2 separate regions of the Homo sapiens genome follow, and region 2 is linked to region 1. A link is a loop called in an ENCODE intact Hi-C map of the cell type or tissue named here. Cell type or tissue: B cell. All regions are shown on one strand.

The links. Hi-C counts contacts between places; a loop is a spot of excess contacts. Peaks named below come from ENCODE experiments on the same cell type or tissue, not always from the same donor. Only the 100,000 strongest peaks of a DNase experiment are listed, where the experiment ranks them.
Region 2: it touches region 1 in a loop (7-fold over the local background); 2 of 110 quality-filtered maps call a loop at or near these places.

What each region holds. Positions count from the first base shown.
Region 1 is chr3:42,538,707-42,541,206 of GRCh38, reverse strand. No RefSeq gene overlaps it. Among named protein-coding and RNA genes, the nearest start is that of VIPR1-AS1, 7.4 kb to the right of the region's middle. RefSeq lists enhancers at 283-782, 783-1,284. In B cell, CTCF peaks have their summits at 947 and 1,153 (motif pointing right); a DNase peak (open chromatin) is centred at 1,136.
Region 2 is chr3:42,426,252-42,428,751 of GRCh38, reverse strand. No RefSeq gene overlaps it. Among named protein-coding and RNA genes, the nearest start is that of LYZL4, 17 kb to the right of the region's middle. In B cell, no CTCF peak of the experiment used is centred here; no DNase peak of the experiment used is centred here; H3K27me3 peaks cover 713 bases.

The DNA of each region.
Region 1 (2,500 bases):
CCCTGGGAGAGATAAGAGCAGTTCCTGTTCCCACATTGGGAGAGGCTGGGTCATTGTTCATTAAAATAGGCCCTGGGTGAGTGGTGAGAATGGAGGGGCTGATTCTGACTCTTCACCCCACTCCTGCCAGCACAGCAGATGGGGTTGCCTGGGGATATACACTCCCCACACACCCCTCCCCAAGGGGGCTGCCCTCTGTCCCCACCTGCCACCTGAGCTCTGTCACTTTGGGTCCTGATTCCAATTGCCTTAGAGCTTCTCCTCAGATGTCCTGCAGACATTACATTCAGCATGTCCTAAACCAGGTCATCATTTCCCCAGCCCTCCTCCTCCCCACCTGGATGGGGGACTGGCAGCTTTTCCCAGCCTGCCCCTTGGGCCCTTCTCAGTAGCCAGAGTGGCCCGCCCCAAACCCACCATCATCCCCTCGGCCTCACTTAGGAAGCCTCCACTGTGCTCCTGCTGCAAAGGACCCCTGATGCCCGCCCTCTAGGATTCAGTTATCCCTGGCACCCATCATGTTCTCTTGGGACCCAGAGACCCCTACCTAGCCCTCAGAGACCACTTCGATGTTCCCTCACCTGAGACACCGTCCCCTATCCATACTGCTGGCAAACTGGCCACCCTCCTTGGGCAGCCCATGCCCTGGAGTGGCAGGAATCGCCCAGATGGTGACCTCTGCCATGGAGGGGATGGTGGCTCTCTGCACAGGGATGGTGGGGTGCTCCTTGTCCTTGTCTTCCCAGGAGGTACCCACATGAGTCAACTGGGCTTTGCCCTCAGGGACTGGGCTTAGGGCTCAGTCAGTGGCTAGGGTCCAGCCTGTGGCCAGTCAGAGGCTGGGCTCTATCGGGGGTTACAGCTGGGTCTGAGGCAGGGTTTGTGTGCAGCAGAGGTCAGTGGCCTGGGTCTAAGGGCCAGGCCCCGGGTCGCCTTAATTTCAGACTAAAGCCTGATAACCAGTCCTGCGGCCTCACTGCCTCACCGCCTCCTCCCTCTTGTATCTCACTCTGCATGGTGCTCAGGAGAGAGGCCCACCCTCTGGATCACTTGGCCTCCTAGGAATGGGCCTCCACCCAGGTGTTTGGGCACTAAGGTCAATCTTAGTGAAGTCCTTGAAGCATCCACCAGGGGGCGATAGAGATGAGTTGGCCTGGCCGGACAGGTACCTGGCAAGGGACCTGGGAGTGGGCGGGGCAGGGGGAGAAGGAGGGGACCAGGAAAAGTCCTGCTTGTGGCCAACCCCATTATTCCACGGCTGTTTCCGGCCTGGGAGACTGTTTCAGCTTCTCGCCATCCTTAAGTGCCCATCACTAAGCTTTGCCCTTCCCAGTAACCTCTCTGAGCAGGGCCCCACCTATGTCCTCCCTTTTGTTGCCCACATCTTGGATCTCTGCTTCATTCACTCTCCACCCTCTTGGCTGACAACTGGTCCCCTACCCAGGCTGTCTGCCTTACCCCAAAGCCATGACACACGAATACGGGGGGATATCAGGGACTGTGGTGGGTGGGGCAGATACAGTGTGGTGTGGGGGCCCCTCCCAGCCTTCACACAGCCCAGGCAGTCTATAGGGTCCTAACCTGGAAGGCAAGGTGCTGCCCTTTCCTCTGCATTTCTGTCCCCCTCTCCCTTCTCCTTTCTTCTACTGGCCTGAGTTAATCTCTCAAGGAGTCCTGCCAGATCTCTGACCTTGTTCTCTGCACAGCCTCCATCCTCTGTGTATGCCTTAGCCCCCAACTTCTTGGGGCTCCTCCCACCAGCTGCTGTCCTTCCCCTGAGCCCAGGGGGGCAGAGTGGGTGGCAGAAGGCTCTGGGCAGCCCCTCGTCATTAATCATCTGTGCCTTAGCCAGGGACTAAGCAAAGTCATCTAGAACACTCCCTATTGTGCAGGTGGATGGAGAGATTCATAATCAGGAGGAGACCTGCCCATGATCTCTGAGAAAGTCTGAAGCAGAATTGGGATTAAATGACAAGGGCTGGGTCTTCTGGACCTTACTGAGAAGTATGGGGTGGACAGGGTCTCTGGAAGCAGTTCAGAGTGGCACCAAGTAGGGAGTGGGAGGAGGGAAACCAGAGAGAGAGAGGGAGAGAGAGAGAGAGAGAGAGTGGCATGCCCCAATTGGATGAGGGGAACATGGACAGACTGTCTGTCCCCTGTCTCTCAACTCCTATGCCTTGGAGTGGCGGGAATGCAAGATGCCCAGGGTCAGTAGACTGGGTGCCGTGGCTTACACCTGTAATTCCAGCACTTTGAGAGGCCGAGGTGGGCGGATCACCTGAGGTCCGGAGTTCAAGACCAGCCTGGCCAACATGGCAAAACCTCATCTCTACTAAAAATACAAAAATGAGCCAGGCGTGGTGGTGCATGCCTGTAGTCCCAGCTACTCAGGAGGCTGAGGCAGGAGAACTGCTTGAACCTGAGAGGTGGAGGTCGCAGTGAGCCAAGATCACACCACTTGCACTCCAGCCTGGGCGACAGAGCGAGACTCCATCTCAAA
Region 2 (2,500 bases), 110 kb after region 1:
TTTGCTGCCCAAGCTAGAAGTCCTCTCCCTTCCCCAAGCTAGGATCAGGGGAAGCCAGGGCTGGCGCCAGCTGAGTGCCACAGAGTGTATAGTGCAGGGCTGCTCAGTGAGGGCTGTGAATAAGACCTTAAATTCCATCCCATGTGTTCAGCAAGTATCCACTCACGTATTCAACATGCAATCCTTGTGTGCCTGCTGGGGGCCACAAAGAAGGCTGAGCCACAGTCTGGGCCCCTAAAAGCTCACAATTAATTGCAATACTTCCAGGGTGATGCAGGAGCCGTGGATCCCAGCAGAGGGGGAGGTGATTGCTAATGTTTTCACAAGAAGAGAGGAGGAGTAGAGAAGTGAACCCTTCCCCTGCTCCTCACCTTCCTCAATCTGAAGACAGGAAGAAGCTATGTGGCTACAGCACTCTCCATTCTCCAGTTGATCTTGGTGGTTTGGAGCTCAGTGGGAGCTGGAGAACAGGGTCAGGAAGACCAAGCCTTTCTGTAGGGAGGAGTGGTAGAAGGGAATGGAGCAGGGTTCCATCCAGGGGGTACTATGGGCAGGACTGATGGGCAGATGGCAGGGAAAGGACATTCCCTCTATTGCCCCTACTCCCCACAGGCCGGCGGGCAGAAGGGCACTACAACGAAAAGTTGCCACTGTGTATCCTAGACCCCATGTATATACTTTGCTCCACAGTTTGGGGGGAATTGATCATTCAGTGAATTCATTTTCTGGGGCCTGATTTGGATCTGTGCCTTGTAGACTCTGAGCAATAGATAATTGATCATTTCTCTTCTTCTCTCTCTCCCCATATGTATTGCTACATTTTATGGGCCCCGCCAACAGTTTCTAAGCTCTGGGCTCAGACTAGGCTGGCTGAATCTGGAGGGACTTTGAGACAATACAGGTAACCCTGCCCTACCTCAGCAATACTGAGTCATTAGGGTGACTCTGTGTGTGTGTGTGTGTGTGTGTGTGTGTGTGTGTGTGTGTGTGTGTGCGCGCATGCGCACGCGCACGCACACGCGGTTGCACCCATGCACTGGAATATTTATTTGTAAAAAGCTCCTAAATGATTCTGCAGCCATGGGACTACACCCACAAAGAGCTGGGTTGTTTCATACTTCTGGTAATTTCACCTTTATTTCTTTTAGGGTCTATTCAGCCTGTACTCATGTGCTCATGATTGGATCATGACACCTAAATGGGTTTTGCTATCTGGAAGAAGAGTGGATGCTTATTGAATATCCACTGTGGTCAGCCCTTTGACACTGTGGCAGGATGAATGGAGGCCCCAGAGGGCAGGCCTGAGAAGCTGCCCATGGAAGCTCCATGGGCTCCATGGAAGACTCGGTTTTGCTGAGTGGAGTACACTGGACTGCAGGGGGAGGTCAGGAGGTAGGTGTGTGGGGAGGGGTTGGATGTCCAGTGGGAGCATTTGAATACATTCCACTTTCCAATCCAGCTCCCTATCCTGTTCCCAAATCTTCAATAGAACCTACATTACTCACCAGTGCTTGGGAGTTTTTTCAACTTTTAATTAGGTAATATTTCAAACATATACACAATTTGGAGAAAAAATTATGAACCCACATGTACCCCATATTGACCACATTCAGTGATAGTTCATATCAATGTGCTCCCCCAATGCCCTCCCAGATTATTCTGCAGCAAATCCCAGAAAGTGTATAATTTTATTCATAAAAATTTCATTATGTATCTAAAAAGATAAATATTTATCTTTAAAAACATAATCACAATACCATTACTGCAGTTTATTTATTTATTTGTTTGTTTGTTTGTTTGTTTGTTTATTGAGACGGAGTCTCACTCTGTCGCTCAGGCTGGAGTGCAAGGGCACGATCTCTGCTCACTGCAACCCCCGCCTCCTGGGTTCAAGTGATTCTCCCATCTCAGCCTTCTGAGTAGCTGGGATTAAAGCCATGCGCCACCATGCCCAGCTAATTTTTGTATTTTTAGTAGAGACGGGGTTTCACCATGTTGGCCAGGCTGGCCTTGAACTCCTGACCTCAAGTGATCTGCCTGCCTCAGCTTCCCAAAGTGCTGGGATTACAGTCGTGAGCTACCACGACCCACCAGCCATTACTTCATTTAAATTTAGTAATTCCTTATTATATATAGTCAGCATTCATATTTCTCAGATTACTTCAAATTTATTTTATAGTTGGTTCATTTCTATTAAGATCCAAATAAGACTCATGAATTTTAATCAGTTGATAAATTTCTTTTATTCAGCAGGTTCCCTTTCAATCTCTCTTTTTCTCTCTTTTTTAAAAAATTACATGTTGAAGAAAGTAGGTTGTTCCCCTGTAGAATCCTCCATGGTCTGGATGTTGTTGATTGCATCTTCATGATGAAATAAAGCAAGTTCCTCTGTCCCCTGCAGTTATTTGGAAATTGGTGGTTTGATAGAGGCTTGACCAGATTCTGGTTCAATGCTTTTCGGCAAGATCGCTTCGTGGGCGTGCTTCCATCAGGAGGCATA